Regions from separate parts of the Homo sapiens genome. Here regions 2 and 3 are each linked to region 1. The links are chromatin contacts, found by Hi-C or POLR2A ChIA-PET in ENCODE. All regions are on one chromosome and are shown on one strand. The core of a region is the stretch at or near the end of the contact, and the rest is flanking DNA. Distances in the headings are between cores, read along the strand shown.

The links. Hi-C counts contacts between places; a loop is a spot of excess contacts on that map. ChIA-PET counts read pairs that join two places held with the same protein, here RNA polymerase II (POLR2A). Pooled maps may share reads with other maps.
Region 2: a loop to region 1 is called in a map with no recorded cell type, with 5 times the contacts of the local background. The contact joins the promoter of MAP3K8 here to the promoter of ITGB1 in region 1. A Hi-C loop is called at or near these places in 1 of 168 maps with a recorded cell type or tissue (heart right ventricle), 1 of 37 single-sample maps with no recorded cell type and 10 of 50 pooled maps.
Region 3: a map of OCI-LY7 shows a loop between it and region 1 (14-fold over the local background). The contact joins the enhancer-like site here to the promoter of ITGB1 in region 1. A Hi-C loop is called at or near these places in 1 of 168 maps with a recorded cell type or tissue (OCI-LY7) and 8 of 50 pooled maps. POLR2A ChIA-PET finds 5 or more read pairs at or near these places in 1 of 52 experiments (OCI-LY7).

What each region holds. Positions count from the first base shown.
Region 1 is chr10:32,956,070-32,959,862 of GRCh38, reverse strand. It overlaps ITGB1 (integrin subunit beta 1), which reads left to right and starts at 1,633. Exons shown (of 16, transcript NM_002211.4): 1 at 1,633-1,718. RefSeq lists an enhancer at 1,061-1,110 and silencers at 1,281-1,860, 1,931-2,380, 2,774-2,935.
Region 2 is chr10:30,432,535-30,436,327 of GRCh38, reverse strand. MAP3K8 (mitogen-activated protein kinase kinase kinase 8) reads right to left here and starts at 2,144. Exons shown (of 9, transcript NM_005204.4): 1 at 1,950-2,144. RefSeq lists enhancers at 643-1,180, 1,305-1,354, 1,645-1,744, 2,465-2,604, 3,276-3,793 and 2 more and a silencer at 2,185-2,424.
Region 3 is chr10:30,703,072-30,706,864 of GRCh38, reverse strand. It overlaps the pseudogene SVIL2P. Among named protein-coding and RNA genes, the nearest start is that of LINC02644, 18 kb to the left of the region's middle. RefSeq lists enhancers at 1,170-1,219, 1,100-1,623, 1,740-1,799. Within about 2 kb of position 2,089, at least 6 of the 41 ENCODE cell types and tissues checked have a DNase peak (open chromatin) inside an H3K27ac peak, as active enhancers do; they include OCI-LY7, where a contact is called at or near this core.

The sequences.
Region 1 (3,793 bases), core at 384-2,883:
GACGGTGGTGTTAAAAAGCTCAGTAAATTGTCCTGGAGGAACTAATTTAGTTTAGAGTTGTGCATATGTAAATCTCATAATGTTCTTGTAGCAAAGACTAGCTAGTGCCTCCACCAGTCACGTACAGGGAAAAAAATTCTGGAAATTGTAGTGCAAATCAGGCACGGACCAATTATGCTTTTGAACTATACAGTTTTCTGTGCTGAGACTGGGCCAATTCTGATGAATTCTGAACAATGGTAAAACCGATACCTTTAAAATTCAAGAATGTTGAGTTCTAATGGCAGTTTGACCATTGAGATATTAATATAGGAACATCATTTAGCCTCTTAAGCTTGAACATCCATTAAGTGGGAAAAATAGTGCTCATTTCCTAGAGGTCTTCAGATTGGCTAATCAAGTTTTGATTTTGCTGGTAAGTAATGAGCAAATTTTCTTAGATGTGATCGCTTCATTTTCTCTTATATTGATTGGCAGCAGCCAAATGGGCATTCCAGTCCCTAATCTCCTGCAAGAGAAACACTTCTATTTCATAAATCTGGTAATTTTTGAGCTCTTTTCCCAACAGGGTGCTGCAGCTCACCAAGCGGAACCCACAGCATTTTCTGCTACCAGGATAGCAGCTTGCCAGTAGCATATACTAAATTACTGGGTTTCAGTATGATTTTGGCTGGTACAGACTTCAATCATCGAATCGACATGCGTTCAGCCATTCTCATAATGAATGTTTCCTTCTCTTTCAAACGTTGTTTCCAGCCCCAATCTCCAAATTTTTTTTTTTTAAGAGGTGAAACAGAAACTGTACTCCTTAGGAAGAAACTTTTCCTTCTCATCCCTGTTCCCCATAAAGGTACCTCCAGATAAATCTATCAAAAGCAGGACGCAACTCACCAGGTTTTCTAAAACGTTCCCCAGTCTCACCACCCTTCGTGACACCCATGGGTTTCCCAATTCTTCACCTTTCTCTTAGACACAGGCAAGCACATTATCACTCCAGAAAAGCAGTCCTGGCTTAGCCAGTTCCCTTCCAGAAGGACCACGTGGTTTTTGGCCCCATGGAGCCCTGCAGGGTAGGGGGGCTCACGGTCCCGATTTGCCTCGGGACTCAGGGGGCTTCCGAGATGCAGGATCTCCCGGGCTCGAAACGGGACATCAGTGGACAAACGGGAGCGAGGGTCGAACGCGCGGCTCCGAGGAAGAGGAACTTAAAGAACACGGGCCCAGCAGGCTACACCAGGAACGCGCGGGGCTCTAGGGCGCGTCCGACTCCTCCCGCCCTTCGCAGAGGAGGAAACTGAGGCACGGCGACTGTCTCAACGCAGTCCCGGCCCTGCCCCCCGCGGCCTCCCTCAGGCGCGCTCCCGCGCAGCCGGTTCCTTTGTCCCGGTCGCACTTCCTGCCCCATCCTCCGCCTCCTCCTAGCCCCGGGCCGGGCTGACGCGGCGGGAGAGGAATGCGTTTCCGGAGGGAGAGGGCGGCGGCGGCCTCGGGAGCGGGATCAGACGCGCAGAGGAGGCGGGGCCGCGGCTGGTTTCCTGCCGGGGGGCGGCTCTGGGCCGCCGAGTCCCCTCCTCCCGCCCCTGAGGAGGAGGAGCCGCCGCCACCCGCCGCGCCCGACACCCGGGAGGCCCCGCCAGCCCGCGGGAGAGGCCCAGCGGGAGTCGCGGAACAGCAGGCCCGAGCCCACCGCGCCGGGCCCCGGACGCCGCGCGGAAAAGGTAGGGGCCGGCGGGCCTCGGGTGTGGGAGCGCGGGCCGCGGCCTCCGGTCTCCTGTGCGCGGCAGCACTTAAAGCCGCCGGCCGGGCCGCGCCGGGACCTTTGTGCCGGGCGTGGGGGTGGGGGCGGGGGCGGGGGCGGGGGCGGCCGCCAGCGGTTGGGGGCTGGGGCAGGATTCCAGGCTAGTCCAGGAGGAAGTCCGCACGCCGCCACCCGCCTCGGGTCCCCGGCGCTGGCAGCCCCCGGGCGCAGAGCCAGCCCAGCCGCGTTCCGAACGTGAGGGTCGCCGGCCTGGGCGCTGTCACGTCGGGGCTGCCGGAGCTGCGGGGGACCGGGCCCGAACGGCCCCTGACACCTGCGGTCTCCCGCCGGGCTGGGCAAGCGCAGGTGGGAGCCAGCGAGGCCACCCGGGGCTCGGCGTTTGGGACTCGGCGCTCCCCTGGACGGGTCCGGTGCCTTTGTCTCTCGCTCCCTCGCGAGCTGCTGTCCTTGGAGCAGCGTCGAGCCAGCCGTCGGCGCCCGCGACGGGGACTGGTCTCCTCCGGCTGCCAGGAGGCGGCCCTGGGGCCAGCGCCGCGGGCGGGGGCGGCGGGAGCCGGGTAGAAGTTGGCTTAGTGGAGCCGCTGGGGACCGGGGGTGCGGTGGCGGCAGTGCAGTCCACTTCCCCGTGTTTATAAACGTCAAGAGTCGCCGGTCCCTGCCGGGCACCCCGGGACCAGGACGCATGGCCATGGCCAGCTTGTGCTCAGACCCGGTCCGCGAGCCTGAGAGCCCGGCCTGTGTCTAGTATCATTTTACCGCGTGTCATTTCTTAGGCTTCATAAATTGGATTTATGAGACTCCTACTCTCTAAGTAACTTTTATTTAATCAAATTCGTGCTTTTGAGTCCAAAACTTTGCACTCATTGGTATGATCATTAGTAAGTTGCATTCTCTAAGCTTCCGTTTCCTCATCTGTGAAATAGGAACAGTAATATCTACATTAATAATTCATTTTTATAATAATGACAGTGAGGGCCAAGTTTAGCTCTAGGCATTTTACATGTATTATTTAATTCTGGAACCGCTCTAATGAGATTGGTACTGTTTCGATTCCCATTTTCCGAGTGAAGAAACTGAGGCACAGGGAGCAAAAGTAAGTTGCCTGTGGTCATCAGGAGCTCCTGGAGAAGGCATGGGGTCTAGTTCCAGAGTCCGCGTTTAAACCACAAGTAACCTTCCTAACTATAGTTCTGAAAATCAAATGCAAAATGTAAAAAACTTAGCTTGAGAGTAGATGCTCAATGAGTATTGACTCCTTTTCAGCCCTTCTTTTATAGTAAAAAGATGTTAAAAATATCTCGGAAGATAATTGGTAACATCATTGGTAAGGTTTCTTTGGGCCAACATGCCACATGGTTAACTTAGGTGGGTAGAATTACTAGGTTATTTCGTTTTGTTTTGAGACAGGGTCTCTGTTGCCCAGGCTGGAGTGCAGAAGAGCCATCACAGCTCACTGCAGCCTCAACCTCCGAGGCTTAAGTTACTTTTCCACCTCAGCCTCTTGAGTAGCTGGGACTACAGGCGCCTGCCACCGTGCCCGGCTAATTTTTTTATTTTTTGTAGAGACAGGATTTCACTATGCTGCCCAGGCTGGCCTCAAACTCCTGGGCTCAAGCTGTCCTCTCTCACCGAGCTCCCAAAGTGCTGGGATTACAGGCGTGAGCCCCTGAACCTGGCCCTTAGGTTTTTTTATTTTTTTTTTTTTAATTGTAGTTTTAATGCTACAAAAATAACATGCTAGAGGAATTTAGATTAGACACCTTTCTTAAACCACATACGTCCTTTACGATAGGTTATACAGTAGACCAATTTTAGAAATGATTAAGGAACTTCAGTTGGCAGTTACCTGTTCATTTGTGGACATCAAGGCCCAGAGGGGTTAGGACTTAGAGTCTCACTATAATTCTCATATTTTTAAATAATGTTGACTCATTGATCAATATTATATAAGTGACTGAAGATGGTGAAGTGTTAAATAAAAAACATTGGTATTTTCATTACAGGCATTTGGGGAGAAAGTCATTTTACTTATCC
Region 2 (3,793 bases), core at 895-3,394, 2.5 Mb after region 1:
GCGCCTGCAAAAAGCCTCAGCACTTTCCAGCCTTAATTAAGCACACAATATGCTAATGGTTTCTGAGTTATTCATGATCTGTGCCCATCTAGAGAAAGTTCAGATTGTGAAGGTATTCTAGTTTGGCAATAAAGACGTTTAGTATAAGATGATTTTTCCCTTGACACAGTTTACAATAAAAGTCCTCATAAAATTCCTACTTCCTAACCAAACAGAAAATTATGCCAGCTTTTGGAATTGGAGAGATGTGCAAATACAGTCAAAATTAGTTACACTGAATTATTTCAGAAATCAGCAATAAAATCACGAGGAAATTCTCTTCCTAAACATTAACATAATACTCTTGGCTGCCTCCATATACAGAAACAAAATGTGAGTGTTTCCTGGCAAGTGTGAATGAAAATGGCCAGCATAACAGCATATGCTTCTGCCTAACAAAGAATGACTATTACTTGTGTTATTTCTCATTTAAAATATTTTTTTAGGCCGGGCACAGTGGCTCATGCCTGTAATCTCAGCACTTTGGGAGGCCAAGGAGGGTGCATCACCTGAGGTCAGGAGTTCAAGACCAGCCTGGCCAACATGGTGAAACCCTGTCTCTACAAAAATTAGCCGGGCGTGGCGGCGGGCGCCTGTAATCCCAGCTACTCGGGAGGCTGAGGCAAGAGAATCGCTTGAACCCGGGAGGTGGAGGTTGCAGTGAGCCGAGATCGCGCCATTGCGCTCCAGCCTGGGCGACAAGAGTGAAACCCCCTCTCAAAAAAAATTTAAAAATTATATATACATATATACATATGTGTGCCAAAATAGTACATTCTCCCTCAGGGCACATTTCTGACTATGTTTTTGCTCTCAAAAAGCCCCGGATTATGCGTTTCAGGCGTATGGAAGGAAGGACCGACACTCTGCTTCAAAACCTCTACATGCCTCAACGTTCCCATTTGCTTTACACGACAAAGTCCTCATGGGCCGTATGCCAGACGTCCTGCACACAAACCTCAATCCGTCGCAGAGAGCTGGGGGCGTCAGCTGGAAGTGGATTACACTCTCCTTGGCACAAACGACTCAGGCCACAGGTATGTAAAGCAACTGCAAGAGCCTTTCTGTCCCTGTTTTTTATCAAGAGCAGCCTTTAATCTTGTCTTCCCAAAAGTGAAATAGACAAGCATCGCAACGTTTCTCTCTTACAGGCAGCCGGTGGCCTTCCCCTGTTAACTATGGAGACAATCCCTAGGCGTCCTTCTCCGCCCAGAGCTAGAAAAATTTCAGAGTCCTGATCATGCACTATCGCTCGAAAACAACTTCCGTGAAAATAACTTTTTTTTTCTCCTAGTATTCTTTCTTAGACCAAAAGCCCAGCCTTCGTGTTCTGCTATGACCTCTTTAGTCATGGGATAGAGTCCGGGTTACAAACTTGAATTTAGTTCCAGCCATTCACAAGTCTCTGGGCTCCGCCAACCCACACTCCCACTCCTTTCCTCCTGGTTCTCTAAGTCAAGGGAGCCTAAAAGGCTTATAAATTATCAAAGCACCCAGCATTTGGGAGGATCGGGTCCTCCAGCCTCCGAGCTGCACTCACCGGGTCTCGGGCAGGGAGAGTGCGGCCGTCCAGGCGGCGTCGGCAGCGGGAGGCGCAGTGACAGCGGGTCCCCGCTTCCCCGCGCACTGCCCAGACCAGCACTGCCCTGGCGCTGCGGATACGGGAAGGAGGAGGAAGGGGGAGGAGTCGCGAGTCTGCACCCCGTGAGACCCTTGCGCAAGGTGCTTTCCAGCTGTGCCTGGTGCAGCCGGCGACCCGCGAGCGCAGCTGTGGGCACGCCCCCACCTCTTCCCACGCCAGAGTTTTCCCCTCTGCTGGGGGCACCCTCCATTTCTGCATGGGAATCCCCGGGGCACCCAGGCGGGACGCGACCCGAAAGACACGCCGGAGACCCCCAACCCTGGATTACCTGCGGCCTTGGCGCTCCCACGCCGGCCGAGCGCTCCAGCCGCGGCCCCCCGAAGGTTCGGTGCGATGCTGGCTGCAGGCCTGTGGGAGCCGAGCACGCCGGGCCACTGGGATCCGGCGGCGGCAGCGGCAGAAGCAGGAACCAGGGCGCCGGACCCCAGAGCGTGGCGCGCAGTCCAGAGCGGAGCGGACGAGTGAGACCCGCGTCGCCCGCACGCTCAGACCGCCCTGCTCTGCCCCTGACTCACGGCGTCTGAGCCTGCCCAGGGGCGGCGCAGCGGACGCCAGCCACCGCCTCCCCGACTTTTCCATTTCCCCTTTCTCTCCGTAAACAGAAAGAGACTGCCCGGTTGCAGGGTAAGCCAGAGCCCCCGCGCTGGGAAATTCCGCGTCTCCCCCCCACCCGCCACCCCGCCGCCCCTCATTTGCCCTCTGGGCGCCCGGGCGGAGCTGGAGGCGGGACTAGGGAGGAGCAGAGCGGCGCGCAGGGAGGAGCGCGGGACGTGAGCTGCGGCCCGAATCGAGAGCCTGGGACGGGGACGAGTTTTCCCCCGGGCCTGGTGACCCAAGGCGTCTTAGTGGCGGAGTTGCAAGAGGTGGTTGTGCCCTTCCCGGTCCCCAGGGAAGGTCGTATATCTTAGTGTACTCGCGCCCTCGGCGCTTCTCTGGAGTCCCAGGGTCCGGCGGGAGGGCACGCTCCCGGGGGGCGGCGGGGAGGGCAGTCACCAGACCTTTTTCCGCGCGCCCCACGCTCTGGGGTGGGGACAGAGGCGCCGTGTGCCCTCCCAGCAGTGCTGCGGGAAGCCGGGGAAGCTTCGGGGCTTCTTGGAACCGCGACTGTGGGTCCGATTGCTAGTAGCACGGCCCCGCCTCGCCCAGATTTCGCTTCAAATTCACACACAAAGAGGGCAGTGACCCGTGGTGCGCACGCACACATTCCAACTTAGAGATTTCCAAGAGGCTGCGGCAGGGTGGGCCCGGAACCTGGTTGTTGGGCGCTCGGCTGGGAGCCTGTGCACTCCGCCAGCAGAACCTGGTTTTCTTCTCTGCAGTCTTTATTAAAATTGGTTATTTTGCGGCACCGCCTCATTAGGAAGCGTACTTGTACTATCTCCCCGCTCCCGCCTACCGCTAACCCTCAGTCCTAGCTGCTCATCTGGGGTTTTCCTTCTAGAGTGTCAAGCTTTTACTCCAGGTGTAACCGGAAGAGAGTTCTAGAGAAAAGCGCCACTCTCCCGAAATCCACTCTGCGGGACATTCCCAATGCCCCGCCACCCCCTCCCCCTACATTTCCCACGTATCAAGCACCCACTAGGAACCAGGCATTCGGCTAGAGCGCGGAGAGCTAGGAGCCATGTAAGGTCGACATCCTCTCTCTCTCTCTCTCTCTCTCTCTCTCTCCCCCCCCACCTACGGCCCAGGAGGTGGGGTGTCCCAGGCACAACCCAGATTCAAACGCGGTCACACTCCAAGTCCACGCCCTATTCTTCCCAGTGCCCAGGTCCGTGCTCCCTCTGCAGTTTCTAGATTGCCTCCGCGCGGTTGCGCACGCCTGTAATCCCAGCGCTTTGGAGGCCGAGGCGGGAGGATCACTTGAGGTCAGGAGTTGGAGACCAGCCTGGGCAACATAGCTACCCCGTCTCTACAAAAAATCTAAAAATTAGCCAGGCATGGTGGCTCACGCGTGTCATCCTAGCTCCTCGGAAGCTGAGGTAGGGGGATCCCTTGAGCCCAGCAGTTCGAGTCTGCCGTGAGCTATGATTGCGCCATGGCACTCCAGCCTGGGCGACAGAGCGAGGCCTTGTCTCAAATTTAAAAAATAAAATAAAACAAAAAAATTTTTGA
Region 3 (3,793 bases), core at 840-3,339, 2.3 Mb after region 1:
CACCTGTGCAGCTGCTGCTTTTGCTGACCCTCTCCCAGAAGTGCACCCTGAGCTCTGACTCAGTCCTGTTTGCAGGTGTGGCCCTTGTGCGCACAAGTGATAGGGGAGCCGGACTAGTGTCACCAAGGGGCCAGAGCTTCCGCGTTGGCTACGGAGTGACTGCAAGTGCCATGGGGCTGTGCTTCCCCCCTGCTGGAGGGATGGTCTGGAATCTGAACGCTCCCTGCTCTATCTTAATTCTCCAAAGCTGGACTTTTTCAAAGTTATAAGTCTGCTGGAAAGAAAGAAAGAGAGAGAGAGAGAGAGAGAGAAAAGAAAAGAAAAGAAAAGAAAAGAAAAGAAAAGAAAAGAAAAGAAAAGAAAAAGAAAGAAAGAAAGAAAGAAAGAAAGAAAGAGAAAGAAAGAGAGGAGGGAGGGAGAGAGAGAGGGAGGGAGAGAGGGAGGGAGGGAAGAAAGGAAGGAAAGAAGAAAGAAAGAAAAGAAGGAAAGAAAGAAGTGAAGAAAGAAAGTGCCTGGGCAACATAGTGAGACCCTGTCAAGGAAGGGAAGGGAAGGGGAGGGGAGCGGAGGGGAGGGGAAGAGGGAGGAAAGGGAGTTCCTCCCACTGGGGGTCCTTGTCTGACACCCCACTACTCCCTGGAAGGAGAGGCTGGAGCTGCCTGGGCCCTGGAAGATCCCCTTCCTGCTGTTTAAGAAGCCCCTGAAGTTTGGTGTGTTCAGCGGCCCAACCTCAAGTCGCCTTGCTGCTGGTTCAACCCTGACCTGCTCCACAGTCTGGTGACTGGGATCTTCGGCCCCTCCTTGTAGCCAAACTCACGGCTCTCCACATCCTGTGCTGGAGCCCCACTCTGACTCCCTGCATGCAGGGTGGGTTAGCAGCACAGTTGGGTTTGAAAAGAGGCAGGCCTGGATGTGAGTGTCCCGCTCCACTCCCTGCTAGCTTGTGGCTTCAGGCAGGTTCCTTGATCTTAAGGTCCTGTTCCTCATCTGAGAAATTAGCATCACAACAGAACAAGTCTCAGGAAACCCAGGAGGCACTCAGCTAGAGGCAGGGTAAAGCCCCCAGCATCGTGCCCTGAGGGGGCAGGGGGACCTCTGGGCCACAGCCCGGCTCTGCACAGCACACAGCCCCACTGGCCGTGTGCTCAGTGAGACCCGCCTGCTGGGTGTTCCTGCACTTGCTTTACATCATGGATAACTGTCTTGGAGACAGGGTCTGAAATCTTTACTTGGTCCCTACAGAAAGTGTCTCCCATAGAGTAGATGCTCAGGAAATGGTGTCAGTTGATGAAACAGATGCATTTTGTATAAATCAGGAAAGAAATCACGTGGTTCCAAGCCTGCAGTTTTCTGATCAGCAAACAGCTGCCTGTGCTTCCTGTGGCCCCGGGGGCAGGTGCACCCGCACAGCAAGGAGGCTGAAAAGAGGTGAAAAAACTCCCTTCTGAATTGAAATCACAGACCTGTGACCTGCATGCTCTCCTAAATGGGAAGGGGTGAGGAGCGCTGTGGGAAAGGCTCCTCCTTGGCAAGGAAAGGGATGATTTCTCCGGAGTTCACCGGACTCCCCCTTTCCCCAGCGCCAAGCATCCGGGTGAGTGTTTTGCAATGGGGTCTGTCACCATCAGGAACCGAGGAGAGTTTAGACTCTGCATTTACTACACCAGACCCACAAAGCACCACCTGTGCTCTCAGTCTCAGGAGAAACAGCCTCTTTCACTTTTCAAATCAATCTTCTGTGCATGTATTTACTATAATGTTACAGCACCATTGGTTCCAGCTTTAAATCACGAAGATATGCTCTACTTAACGACTTTAGTTGAAGCAGCACACAGCCACATGGGAAATACCATTTAGAGGCCAATCATCTCTTTCCCAGAAAATCTCTGGGGACAGGGGCAGGGGAGGGAGAGAGGGAGCTGAGAAGCCTTGATGTGCAAGTTCAATTTCTACAGGTGAACACCAGCGGCCTCGGCAATGCTAGGTTGTTAGGAATTCGGCCTTACTTCTTTTCATCTCTGTGGTTTACTAACTGGCTCTCAAAGGCGTATGACTGCGGTGCCCCACTGCACGCACGCAGCAGAGGGCATGACAGGGTTCATTGGAGAAGCTGGCTCCCGCAGGGCTGCTGGGCTGACCTCTTTCAGCTGGAGAAAGCCATAAGCGCTCACTAACCTGCCGTGCTCACCATGAACTTCCACTTGACCACATAGGCATCCCCCTCGTGGAACTGCCCGATGCTTTGTTTGGGGAGCCTGCTATAGTCAAATTCCAGGATGTACCAGACATCCACGGAGACACTGGTGATCTCAAACTGCCTCCTGTGGTGTCCTTCCACCAGGCCACAGCCACAGCCAATGTTCACCCTGTCCAGGATGGCACCTGCTGTCGTCTGGGGCACGGACACCATCCGTGTCACGTTGTTCCGCTTGACATCGGCCCTGGAGTCTTCCTATAGGGGAACATGAAGACATCGGTTCAGTTGCCTGTTTCCGCAGCTATTCCTTGTCACACTCAACGCTGCTTCAGCTGTTCATGGGACAGCATAAAAATACACCTTCCACACTCTGTCTCAGGATGTTTAACTGCAGTCAGGGAAAGGCTGCATTTTCAGAAAGACTCTGGCAGGTCTGAACACCCATTGGCCACACTGGTGCATGGGGTGCCTGAAAACAGGTGCAAACCCGACTCTTCACCTCCCAGAGTCAGATTAGAATTGGAGGCCAGTCTGCTGTTCTATTAGTGAATCCTGGGAAGGCCTCTTAGCTTTAAGGGGTGTGTGTGTGTGTGTGTGTATGTGTGTCCATTTTTTTTAATTAAAAAAGTATTTTAGTTGACACATTATTATGGATATGATTTGATGTGTTGATAAATGCATCTGTTTCATGGGGAAGGGGGTGTGGGAAGGAGACGGGACAGGGAGGATAGGGAGATGTTGGCCAACAGGTACAAAATGACAATCAGAGAGGAGGAATGAGCTCTGGTTTTCTCCTGCACAGTGGGGTGACTGTTTTCCAATACTGTATTGCATATTTCAAAATAGCTAGAAGAGAAGATTTGAATGTTCTCACCACAAAGAAATGATACATCTGGGGTGACAGCCATGCGAACTATCCTGATTTGATCATTTTACATCAAGGCCACTTTTGTTGGGACCCGAACCAAGCCCTGAGGTTTGAGACTTGGTCACTGGAATACCTTGTGCTGGGCAAGTTCCCCGGGGTTCTTCTCATTTGGTCTTTTCAGTTCTGTCCAATCCAGAAACTTTTCTTTGAACAAAATCGTCTCATTGTGTTCAGTAAGTCTCCCAAATATCGCCCAGTCGGGCCGCCCCTGTCCTTTTCTGTAGGGTGGGAAGGGGGTTGGGAGAACAGACAGGAAAAGAACCAAGATGAAGCCAAGCTTAAACAAAGGAATCTAAAACACATGCGGCTGCTGGAAAAAACCTCAAAGTACGTGAGTACATATAAAATAAATGGTTTATTTTCCTGCATTTTACCAAATACTGACATTTTGTTATTTTAGTCTGAAGTCTTGCAAAGCTTTGTGTCCATGGAGTTTTTGATGTGCCTTAATGTGACATGAACCATGTCAGGACTAGACTTTTCTTACATTCTAGCAAGTTTTTTTTGTTTTTGTTTTTTGTTTTTTTTGAGATAAGGTCTTGCTCCGTTGCCCAGGCTGAAGTGCAGTTGCACAATCATAGCTCCCTGCAGCCTCGAACTCCTGGGCTGCAGTGATCCTCCTGCCTCAGCCTTGCAAATAGCTGGAACTGCAGATGTGTGCCACCATG